Linked DNA regions of Mus musculus: region 1 is linked to region 2. The links are chromatin contacts, found by POLR2A ChIA-PET in ENCODE. All regions are on one chromosome and are shown on one strand. Each heading gives the region's core, a stretch centred on a gene start or an enhancer-like site at or near the end of the contact. The rest is flanking DNA. Distances are from core to core; before and after follow the strand shown.

The links. ChIA-PET counts read pairs that join two places held with the same protein, here RNA polymerase II (POLR2A).
Region 1: POLR2A ChIA-PET joins it to region 2 with 22 read pairs in Patski. The contact joins the enhancer-like site here to the promoter of Phgdh in region 2. POLR2A ChIA-PET finds 5 or more read pairs at or near these places in 3 of 5 experiments (Patski and embryonic stem cell).

What each region holds. Positions count from the first base shown.
Region 1 is chr3:98,413,162-98,419,452 of GRCm38, forward strand. The region is part of intron 1 of Zfp697 (zinc finger protein 697); the gene reads left to right. Among named protein-coding and RNA genes, the nearest start is that of Zfp697, 34 kb to the left of the region's middle. Within about 2 kb of position 4,335, at least 1 of the 3 ENCODE cell types and tissues checked has a DNase peak (open chromatin) inside an H3K27ac peak, as active enhancers do.
Region 2 is chr3:98,335,414-98,341,785 of GRCm38, forward strand. It overlaps Phgdh (3-phosphoglycerate dehydrogenase), which reads right to left and starts at 4,556. Exons shown (of 12, transcript NM_016966.3): 1 at 4,282-4,556. The coding sequence starts at 4,419.

The DNA.
Region 1 (6,291 bases), core at 3,085-5,584, 78 kb after region 2:
TCCTGCCAGCCACTCAGTTATGCGTTTGTGGACAATGTTTGGGCTGTCTACACTTCCTTAACCCTTTCTGTATCCCAGTTGAAGCTGCTGATATATTTGTCTGTTATCTCCTGGATTTAGATTAGTTGCTATTATTTTCAACCAGCTATCTTAGCAAACAATGCTAAAATGGTTTCCCCTTTTCTCCAAACTGCTGTGGCCCATTTCTGAAGTATTTTAACGATGAGATGCTTTCCGATGATTCTGCCGTCCTTTCCAGCCTGCTTCAATGTTCGCTGAGCCTTGGGACCCGGGGCTTGACACGGTCAGCACTATAGTCTATTGCGTTATTTTCTGCCTGCTGCAGAGAGAAGTTTCTCTGGCGAAGGTTGACAGCAGCACTGAGCTATGGGTAAAAGCAGGTTTTCTGTCTAACAAATATACACGTGAGTAGAGTGGAATAATGAACTTAGGTGTTCAGCATTTTAGCAGTGGCCGATATATGGCCTTTCCTGTTTCATCTGCACCCATCTAAGCCTCCCTTCCTTGGAATTGTGTTGAAGTAAATTCCAGACGTTATCCTCTCGTCTATAAATATTTCATATATTGATGATAAAGGACTCTTTGAACTTACCCAAATACCAGCATCATAAAGATGAACAGTTCTTGATATCAGATAGCTAATCAGAATTTTACAATTACTCAGTTGTCTCATAATTAGCTTTGGCTTTGGTTTTGGAGGGTGCCTCACGGTGTAGCTCAGGCTGACCTTTGATTTTTAATGCCTGTCTGTGCTCATTGCCCAACCGCATAGAACTTGCTTTTGTAGTATGGTAATTGAGTTGGGGTTCTGTAAGTATGTATGTTGAGGTTGGTTGATTTATTGCTTGCATTTTGACCTTTGGACTTCCCTCCCTCTTTTCTTCTTTTTATCATATTTTTTTTCTTGCTGTTTTTGTCATTGTTCTCTTGGTAAATCAACTGGAGATCATGTGTCTTATTTAGTTTCTTATGATCTGAGTTTTGTGTATCCTGTTATTTTTTAAAGAGATAAGAGTGAGTTATAGTTTTAAAAGTGTTTTCAAGTGTATGCAAGCGTTTTGTTTTGTTTTGCTTTGCTTTGCTTTAAATCAGTCTAGTTTTGGAATTTTGAGATGTGATGAGGCAGGAACATTTAGCTATCAGGTAGCTTTGCATTTCCTCCTGCTTCGCACTCACTGGACCCTACCCTGGCTGGTTACACACAGAGGTGTCACTTACCCAGCTGAAATACTCTGAGCGGAACATGCCAGCCATTCCTTGTCAGTAACACCAGGCAGTTATTTTGGGCAGAGAAGGGAACAGCATTTCTTCCTGTTGAATCTACATGGGAAGCTGGGTGACAGAGTGTCTGCTTCAAACTCTTTGGCCCTGCACTCCCCTCTTCTCCTTTGCTATGAAGAACATTTCTCTCAGGGCTACTCATTCCAGCAGAAACAGGATCACAGAAACCTTAATAGAGACCACCATCCCCCCATCAGTCCTTCCAGAACAAGGCTGTTATGAGCACGTCTCATCAGACACACTTCTCTTGCATTCCAAGTCTCTTCTTCCTTAAGCAAGATCAGTTATAAACTGTGTCTCTTTCTGCTGTGTATACCATACTCATGTCTAGAGAGCTTTCCCCCCACTTGGAGCATGTTTGTTAGTTTTGCAACAGAGTCTTGCTCTGTGGACCTGGCTAGCCTAGCACTCACTATGTAGCCCAAGCTGGCCATGTTTTCTTACTCAGCCTCTGTCATGTTGGGCTTCTAGGCCTGTACTTCCAGGCCTGTCTAGAGAATCTTTAAGATCAACCTGAGTCTTCCTCCTCGTCCTCTTTATCACATGACACAGAAACTGTATCCAAGTATGTATTGTGATTTTCATGACAAAACCGATGCTTTTAGGGGTAAATTTGAAGTGTGAAGGGATTATTTAAGATTGTTTTTTAGCCAGGGTGTGTGTGGTGGTTAATCTTCTGTGTTAGTTTGTCTGGGCCACAAGGCAGCAAGATGCATAATCAAATACTTATGGATATTTTTCTGAGATTTTTTTTTAGGGGCTGTCGAGATGCATCAGTGGGTCAAGGTGCTTGCTGCCAAATTGTGTGTTTGTGTGTGTTTGTGTGTGTGTGTGTGTGAGAGAGAGAGAGAGAGAGAGAGAGAGAGAGAGAGAGGAGAGAGAAGAAACAAATACATACAATTTATAAGCTTTATTTTTTTTAGGTTATCCTACAGAGCTTCCTCATGACATCTGCAGTCACCTGTGCCATAATACACTGTTTGTAGTCACCCCGTTAAGGCGGGCTTGGGTGTGGTGAACATTCTAGATGGTGGCCTTTGAGTAAAGCAGACTAGCATCTCCCATGTGTGTGTGCTTCCTCCTGTCAGTTAAAAGACTACGGGGATCAAAAGTCTGATCCTCCTGAGCAAGGAGGACATTTCCATCCCATTGCTTTTGGTGTCTGCACTTCAGGGTAGAGTTTGAAACTGCCAGCCTGCAGAACTGCATAAGCGAACTCTTTATTATATATCTCTTTCTAAATATACATACATCCCACTGGTTCTGTTGCCTTTGGAGAAACCCTGACTAATATAGCATGGGATTTAGGAGGGCCAGAGTATGTCATAGATTGATCTCCACTCTCCTTTTGAGGGAGATGGGGTGGGAGTGTGTCTTGTTATGTCGGCTGACCTTAAAATCGAAATCGCCCTGCCTCAGCCTCTCCAGGGCAAGATCATAGGTGTGTGTTGCCACACCTGGCCCTGGCTGTCTGTTTTTAAGTGGTATTTTGAATTAAAGGGATGTAAAGATTGTTGGAGGGACCAATCAGAAGCCTGGGATTTAGGACCCACTGCTTCTGACATTCTGCCTGTTTCTCTAGCCCCGGTCAATTGCTCGTCCTCTCTCTCTCTCAGCCTCCGTTTGCTCTCATAAAAGTTCAAGAGATTTTCAAGGTCTTGGAGTCTGTGAAATACATTGAACAGAGAAGCCAGCTGCTGAGCAGGCAGGAGGACAGCCTCCTGAGGATAGCCTAGGGCTTCTGTTATGAAATAAGAAATGAAGAAAAACCAAAAAGCAGGTAGTAAAATGTAAGTCTTCAGGGGAGGAAGAATTACGAATGCTAGGTATTCTTGTTCATCAGGTAGACGATTCTAATCAGTAAAACAGAGCATATGGATGGATGGGAGTATTCACCAGCACCTTGAACTGTTTCATCCTGAGTCAGGATTTCCCTGGCTGGTCCTCCTGCCTTGACCCTTCAAATGCTGGAATTACGGGGTGCTTGTCCAGCTTCTCATTTGAAGGCAGAGAATCTAATTTTCATTTAGGAGCTGTCTCTATGTCACACTTATTCTTATTTTGTCTACAAGGAGTTGCATAGTGGTCACATGGTGGAAGCTTGACGGGTGTGACAGGTTGCACAAGCTAAGGGGTCCTGTCTGAGATAATGGACAGGAAATGCCTGGTCCCAAGGACATTGTGTGGTTTTCTGTGTCTGTCTGTCTGTCTGGTGTGTGTGTGTGTGTGTGTGTGTGTGTGCTTGTTCATGTACATCCATGGGCACGTGTGTCTAGAGACTGAATTCAGGGCCCCCCACTGGCTATGTTGTCTTTGGGCTCCCCTCTCCAGGTGAAAGGGCATTAACTACAGATCAGAAACCAGATTATTCTGGCTTCTTCTGTCTGGAGAGTGGTCAGTATTTAGTTGCAGGCGTGTTTTGCTGTTCTTTGTCTGGAACTCAGGTCCACCTTGCTCAGCAGTCTGCACTCGGGTCTCTGGCATGGAGGGGTGGGTGGTCTGTGAAAGCCAGCCAAGGTGAGGGTCCATTGGCACCTGTGAATGTGACACATGGGAGGAGGGTGACAAAGCTGCTGTTCCTTGTTCACCAGAGACATCATCTGTCCAGTAAGGTGAGTGACTGACTTATTGCCCTTTGAGCTGGCCAGTAAAGGTGCAGGGCTCTGAGACCATCCCCTCCCCACCAAGAAGAAATTTGACTGTTAACTCTTTTACTTGGTTGCTGATGAAGATGGACAAATGATTAACCCTTGCAGTCCCCAGTTGGATCTCACTGCCTGTCCTGAATACAGCCTTTTGCATAGCTGCCTGGAGTTGTTTTTACCAGTTTCTTCCAAATTGGGTGTCTTTGCTTGGACACATATGCAAACTATCCCTGGGGAGAGAGTGGTGGGCCAGGGGCGTGGGAAGCAGCAGAAAGAAGCTTCTAGATTCTGCTGCTGAGTTTCTGGCTCAATCTTGAGAAGGTAAGGAAGGGGCCCCCCGAGATGAGTAGGAGACAGGAAGGGCGCTTCGGTCTGGAGGCTGCTGAATGGAGCCACTCTTGGCCTCCTGCCCAGAGAGCACTTCCTTTCCCTGACAAGATGTCTCTGCTGGCCTGGCCACCTGCCACCTGGCAGTGGCCTTAGCACATGACTCCTGTCTACCCAACTCCAAGGGAGTGGGCAGGAGGTTCCAGGTTTAGCCTGCCTCTTTGAGTCACAAGGCTTTTTTGCTAGCTGCCCCCACTTGCAATGATATAGGTGAGTCTTAACTTTACCTAGGGGATGGGCCACATGCTCAGAGTTTGGTTTTTGTTTTGCTTGCTTTCCTCACCCCCAATACAGGGTTTCTTTGTGTAGCCCTGGCTGTCCTGGGACTCACTCTGTAGACCAGGCTGGCCTCAAACTCACAGAGATCCTCCTGCCTTTGCCTCCCGAGTGCTGGGACTAAAGGCATGCACCACCACTGCCTAGTAGTATTCTTAACACATAAAATGAGTAACCCACTTTCCTGATAGTTGTAGGATCTATGGAGAGGGACTGGACCAACAGCACGATAAGTTGCATAGGTCCAATCAAATGGGACACTGCCTCCCAGCCTGGGACTATTGAAGCTGGTCTCTGATCTCCCTGGGGGCAGGGCAGGGCCACTGGAGGGTAGGAGTTGCTAGTGCTCTGTCACTTGGTGTTATTTCTGGCCTTAATTTCTCTCTGTAAAATCCAGGGAGGTGGGAGGGTGGTATGGGCTTGACTGACCATCCTAGGAAGTTAGATCTGATCTTTGAAGGGGTAGGACCCCGATCAAAGGAATAGTTTGCAGGTAGCTCTAGAGGGGGCTAAATATGTCAGTAGACCCAGGTCAAAGTCTGATTTCTAGCTCTCCTGGCTTCCGCTCCCCTCTGCTCCAGTCTTCGCCTCTTCCTTTTTATAGAGATACTTTGTGGGTAGGTATGCACCTCAGTTGACTGAGTGAACTGTCACGGCTTGGGAGGCATACCTGATCTCCTGGGTTTGGGTCTCAGTGCTGCATAAGCCCAGCAGGTAGTACCTGTTATCTCAGGACGAGAAACTCAGCATTATTTTTGACTATGTAGGGAGCTCAAGGCCAGCCTCGGACACAGACCATGTTGTTAACATACAACAACAACAACAACAACCCCTCCCCCAAAGCTACTAGATCACCTTTCCCCCACTCTGTAGCAGTATCTTCCCGGTGCAATGACTGGGCATTTCAGATGGCCTTCAGATGAGTGAGGCTTTTGAGCATTTTCCTAGTTATTTTAAGGATGTTACCATTTTAAAAAGCTGGGACCATCGAGGAGGAACAAGGGACATGAAAAATATATAAATTTTAGAAACTTGGATTTAAATAGAGTTAGAGAGGTGCCCAGCTCTGTATTTAAGAGAAAGGCCATTTGAAGGTGGTGGTGGGTTAACAAGATAGAGCTCGTAAAACTGATTTAGTGCCTCTATTAACCAACTAACCTGGTTGTCAAGGACTCAAGACACATTCAAACTCCTTTTAAAAGTTATTTATTTTTATTGAATGTATGTTTGTGGCAGATCCCCTAGAAATGGAGTTACAGACAACTGTGAGCTGCCACGTGGATGCTGGGAATTGAACCTGGCTCCTCTGGAAGAGCAGCCAGTGCTCTTAACTGCTGAGCCATCTCTCCACCTGCCCTTCACCTCCCACATTTAAACTCTTAGAAGCAGGGATCCGACACAGTGCAGTGGCGGTGCTGGCTGCACCCTGGACTCTGTCCCATCAGCACTTGCTGCTCCTCTCCTTTGCCTCTGTGAGTCCGGAGAACTAGATGTGGAGTTAGTTTTCCCTGCTGGACAACTCCTTTTTCCCTTATTAATCTCCTCTCAGTTCTTACTGGGGGAGCAGGCTCCTTTAGCAACAGTATGCTAAGCCACACACACCCACTCCTCTGTTTAGCTTTAGACTGAAGTTCTGTGCTTAAGATGGATATTTTAGCAACTACCAACTGTTCACCCTATA
Region 2 (6,372 bases), core at 3,306-5,805:
TTTACAAGCCTGGGGTAGAGGAAGGAGCAGTGGAGGAGTTACAAGGTGAGAGAACAGAGCTATTTTATCTCTGCTGGGAAAGGAGAAGTGAATGAAGCTTGGGCTGCTGCTCAAAGGGTATTTAGGCTGGGGGAGGGGTGGCTGAAATACTGCAATGGACTGACTTGCTGAGGAGCAGTTGTAGAACCTGCAGCAATGACAGAATTCAAGGCCAGGCCAGGCCAGGCCAAGAGACCTTGCCTAAAAAAAAAAAAAAAAAAAAAAAAAAAAGGAAGGAAAGAAAGACAGACAGACCAACAAGAATGGTTCTAGAATTAGTTCTCTGGAGCTGTTCAGGCTGGAGGCATCCTCCCTGGGCGGGGCTGTGCCTGCAGGGAGGGCTCCAGGCAGGCCCCTGAAGGAGGAGGCTGTTGTAGACAGAACCGAGGAAGGAAAAACTGACATTTGAAGGTTGTTTTGTGCCCTGCCTCTCCCCTGCACCCCCAATCTTTCACACGCAGGGAAATAGGGAGAGGGGACCCATTTTCTCTTTTTTCTGATCCTAAGCCCAGGTCCTGCCCTGCCCTGCCCTGTATAGTTCCAGGTAACTTGCCCAATCATTGCTTTGGGGGATTCCCCATAGGAAACTGCAGCTGCAGAGAGGACGCGGGGACTTCAACCGTCTGCTTCTCTGACAGCCCCTAAGCGCTACCGCAGTCACAGTGCTGTTTTTCTCCCTGGCTGAGTCTGCTTTAAGGAGCCCACACCCTGGAACTATACTTTCTACCCACCTGCCCTAGCCAGCTTTTGACACTGAACCTTTAGTGCCTCCAGTAAGACTGGCACAGACATGCTTCCAAAACTGGTATGTCCTAAAGGCTCGGGACCTACATTAGAGCCAACACCAGTCAGAGTTTGCTGGTTTCCAAGGCCTTCTTATAACATCAATTACATGCCATTTCTTCAGCTTATTTCCCTACAAACTTACTGAGGCCACCGGCCACCCCACCCTGTGCCGAGCCCTCAGTCCCCGGCACGCCTAAACACCATTCGTCCCTTCTCTAGGACCATAGCTCATCCCTCAAAGACTCCTTCAGGGTGCTCCTCCCCTGCTCTACAGCCCAAATGCTCACACCTAACCAAACTCCTAGTATAGTTCTGGGATTAGAACACTCTCTGTCATGCATGATGAATACCTGTAATCCCAGGATTCTACCCCAGTGCTCCAACACTGGGGAAGAGGCAGAATTAAGTTCAAGGCTCTCAAAATCGAATCCCTCACCCCTCCACCCTTACCCCAGCGCCTGCTCTTTCTTCTCTTGCGCTCACCAACTGGGAATATCAAGCAAGCGCCTTGATAAAAGCACCTCCATGGGTCTTCGCCTTGAATTTCATCTGGAACACACACTCTCCACATTAGCCTACAGACGTTGCTAGGAAACAGTATGCCATTGGCATGTTTGATTTACGGCTGTTCCAGAAAAAACTGTGCTAACTCAGTGGAAACCTATCCCCGCTCTTGTTCTTCAAGTTCACACATGCTTTCTTTCCCAGGAGGATGGCCTTGGCCTTGTGGGTAATTCAATTATTGTTAACACTTAGTGCATAGGGCACGTTAGAGAAGCTCTCCGAATGATTCCCCTGGCCTGGGACTCAGAGATCTGTCTACCTGCCTTGGCCTTTCTTCTGAGTGCTGGGATTAAAAGCATGAGGCAACATCTTCTGCCTGCCTGCCTCCCTCCCTCTCCTACTCTCTCTTTAGGTTTTTGAAATGATGTTGCAATGTGGCAATCCCGATGTTCCAGTGTCCCAAGTAATAGGATTTTACATGGGCATGTTTCATCACATCCAGAGCATGTTGTGTTGTGTGTGTTTGTGTGTGTGCTCGCGCGCAGAATCCTTGTCTCAAATAATAATGGTTGTGATATAAGAAAAAGGAGCCCTCTAACTTGCTCTAATTTGTGTCTTTGTGCTCATACACTCACACATCCACGTGCCCTCACACCCATTCCAGTACAGGGAACTGAAACCCCACACACGAAACAAGACTCTATCAATATTATTGCGTCTCTACTGTTTTCCATAACACCGATCATGACTTACAAAACTCAGTGCCCCAGTGTGCTCCGTCTTGGTGATTGGCGGTCTATCACTACGGAAGAGAGTGAATGGTAACATCTCCCTGGGCTTAGGGCGAACAGCATGACCAGAATATGAAGCAGCAGAGGCCAGTTCCAGCAAGGGGGAACCCTTGCCTCTTACTGCAAAGATTAAAATGGGGCCTGGCAGGAGACACTTTGCCAGGCTACTCTCAGAAGGAGATAAAATGAGGAGAGACGATGGAAATGTGGGTCCTTCTACAGGTAATCCAAGATTAGAATTGGCATTCTGAACTGGGTATTTTGCCAAGGCACACTAAAGGCTGAGACCAGCCAGCCAAGTCAGCGGCACCCACCCTCCTCTTCTTTCCTGCCAAGTGTCTCTGCTGCTTGAAAGCACCCTGCATTTCTAGCACTGGACTCCCACCCCTACCCTTCAGGCCTGGCCTGCTCCTCACCCTCCTCACACCCCCTCCTCCCGCCCCTCTATTGGATATAACATTTCTCACTGCCCCTAGAAAGCAGCAAAGCCTGCTGCCACTGGTGGCCTGAAAGCCACTCTACAGCCTTCCTGCTCAGCCCACTGCTTAGATTTTAGAATCAAGGTCACTGTCACAGGACATGTGAAGGACGCATGGCTCCATGGGTACTATCCACTCTAAGAGTCACAGCCTGAGCCACCCATAAAGACCATAACAACAATCCCTTCCCTGGACTTTCCATTCCCACAGGCTCCACTGTTTGTTGTCTCAGAACTGTCACCTGACTAGCTGTCTCAGAGTTGGGCCTTATTCCCCAAGAAACCTACAACTCCCCCCCCCCTTTCCTTTTCTTGTCATGCTTTATAGATAGGGTCTCATTCTGTAGCTCGGGCTGGTCTTGAACTCGGAGATAATCAAACTCAGCCTCCTTCATACTAGGCATGAGCCAGCCAGCTCATTTTCACTTTTCTTGTTCTTTCTGAGACAGAGAAAAGACTACTCTGTGTAGTCCTGGCTGTCCTCGAACTCACGGAGATCCACCTGCCTCTGCCTCCTGAGTGCTGGAATTAAAGGTATGTGCCATCTCCACCTAGCTCTTTCAAGCTTCTTAAAGACCAGGCCTAGAAAAAGTCTGCGAATAAGGGCTGCTGGGCACGTGGCTATTAGCTCGGTAGAGGAAAAGGGATTGGGGGCGGGGAAGGGTCTTGGGAGAAATAGACAAGCGAGCTCAGAGAGTTTCCAGGGTTGCAAGAACAACCCCGCTTGGTCTCTGCGGTTTGAGGCCTCAGCCTGAGCAGGAAGACTGGTACATTCCTCCTGGCTGCAGGCCCTAAGCGAGCACGTGGAACTTTGGGGGTGGGGCAGTACAGCTGGGACGAGACAGCATACCTGGATGGATTAGATCTACAGGAAGGGCAGGAACTGAAGTGCTCACAAAGCAGAAACCCCTTCCTTACGTCTGAACAAAGTCACCCGATTTACACAAGCTTTTCAAATAAGTGAAAGACTTTTAAGTTTTATAACGATTAGAGGTTTGCTCCGAAGACTTCGTAGAAGTAACCTGTCCCAACTGCGCTTGGAACAGGATTCTGATGTAGTGAAGTCGGGCCTGATCGGCAATGAAGCCAATGGTGGAGGTTGACTCCCGGCGGCGGCCGCGTGGGCGGCGCGGGGCTCCGGCTGCACCCCCGGGCCGCCCGGAATCCTGCGAGCGCTCCCCGGGGCGGGGGAAAGAGCGCCAAGGTCTTGCATCAGACAAAAGGCGGTGCGAGTCCGCTGCCACAAATGCCACGGGACCCGCAGGAGCAGAGCCAGCGCCCCGCGCCCCCTGCCCCCACCCCAGGAGTCTGCACTGAGCAGGGATGGTGTGCGTGTAGCACCCCGAGCCGGGAGCTCGCAGCCTGGGTCGCCAGGCACGAAAGCTCCAGAGAGGTTCTGGCATTCGAGAGAGGTTCTGGCATCCCGCAGGACCAGATGGAGCAGCTGCACTTTGCAGCGCCGGCAAGAAACACGCGGTAGCAAAAAGCACAAAAAGTTTGCATTCTGCACCTCCAGGCCATTCGTTCCTCTCTGCTTTTCCTCCCTCCCACTGCTGGTCCCGAATCTCCGGAGGCCCCGGGACCAACTGATAAGATAGGGGAGGACAGCCCTGGAACCACTGGGGTCAGCGGGTTTGGCCATAAAGATGCCCGGTGATTACGCTTGTGTCCGGCTCGCCTTACCTGGAGTTCAGCTATCAGCTCCTCCTTGCTCAAGTTCTGCTTCTCCACCACCTGCAGCCCTCCATCTTGCAGGATCTTCCGGCAGCAGGGGTCCAGGCTGTCACTGATGAGTACTTTGCGCAGATTTGCGAAGGCCATTGCTAGAGTCAGGCCTTAGAATCAGTTGCTGTGGGTGGGCAGAAGCACTTAGTTCAGGAAACTGCAAGCAGGGCTGGCTCCGGTGACTGGGCAGGGTTCTCGATCTCCCGCTCCCCCTTTATCCTCCCCCTCCTCGCGCCAACAGTCTCCTTTTGATTGGTCAGAAATGCTTAAACTCTGCTGACTCCGCCTCCCCGGGCAGAGCCTCCCACACATTTTTTTTTTTTTTTTTAAATCCTACACAGACTACACTTCCAGCAGTGAAGCCCTTACCTGCCCCGGGTGAGCTTTAACACGCACGATTTATGCCAGCAGGCTGATTTATATTGGAAATAAACAGAAATACGCTGTCTCCACGAGGGAATTAAATCTCATAGTAACTTCTTTCCTCTTAAAGACCATTTATTGGCTGGGTATTTATAACTCCTAGTTGAGCATAATTAGACTGAGTAAGGCCACGGGTTCGATTCTCAGCAACGCACACACACACACACACACACACACACACACACACACACACACACCGTTAGGAGATTAAGGAACAAGGTGTGTGTGTGTGTGTGTGTGTGTACATAAGAGTTGGTTCTTGCCTTCCACCAATCCCAGTGGGAGATGAGAGACAAGTCTGGGAAAGGCAAGGGCTTCTTATTCCTTACCCCCCAAAAGACTTTAAGATTAAATCTAGATACAGTAAGGGCCATGAATGAGGCTGGAGGACCACTTGAACCCAGGAGTTCCAGGTCAGCCCCAGATGGGAGTCAGGGAGGGGGAGAGAAGTACAAGGGTGGTAGTGGTTTTAGTCTTTAGAAGTTAGATGATTACTTTTTTTTTTTTTAGAAGGGATTAAATCTGTTAGGTAAATTCAGCCTTGATTATATTATATAAATAACACCCCTTACTATTATACCTCACAATCTTAACATCAAATGTAAGTAAGAGAGTCTCTTTCAGAACTATGTACTGACAAGTCCTCTGCCTGTGCTGTTACCTCCATCCACAAAACAGGAACCCTGGCCTTCTTGGAAGAACTGGGGAAGTAGTTCTGCCCTTTCCTCTAGACTTTCCTTCCTTTCCCTTCTCTGGCCCAGCCCCTTGGGAAAAGAGAGACTTCAGCAGCCACAGCAGGCCAGCTCGGATGCCCTTGGCTCTCCGGATAAGAGTAACAGTAACAGGGTTCATAGGGACCGGAGGAGAGCAGCCGACTTAATTTTCTATTTGGAGACCAGTGGTGAGCCCCAAACCTGCACAGTGAGAAGTAAAGCAGATAATTTTTCGGGTAGAATATCAATGATCCAGCGGGGGTTGATTTCCAGCTTCTTAAACAAACAAACAAAAAGAAGAAGAAGAAGAGGAAGAAGAAGAAGAAGAAGAAGAAACGGACTCTGAAAGTATCTCTCCAGGCTTTTGCTTTCTTCTCCGTAACGTGAGCCTGACAGTAGGGAAGTGTCCGATGTGGGGATGAGATAAGAAAGACATCTTGGGGATTAGTGTGCCCTGCACCCCTTCACTCTAAGCCAGTCAGCTGACATGTCAGGTGGCGGGTATCCTTTGAGACACTGTGGAGAACCCTGGAATTGAAACTTTAATGGAGAAAAATCCCCGTGCCAATCCCGCACGATGACACCCGTCTGTGATCTCAGCACTTGGGACGTAGATTTCCAGGGAGATCAGAGCCGAATCAAAATTGATTCCAGGCTATCCTAGGCTACCAGAGATTTTGTCTAGAACAATAAAACAAGAGATGATTTCCTGTTGTCTGTGAGCCCTTGAGCTGGGGTTGGCAGCCCTGGTGAAGATCTCTGGCCTGTTAGGAGAGACTTCATTGATGTGCCTATGACCTTACAACCTGGCCCCAGGTCAAAGAGAGAAGCCCCACACAGGGGATTACAGTGACCCCACCCTTCTTCACTGAGTAGACTTTTCTGGGTTCCTGTACATTCTTATTGGCTATGG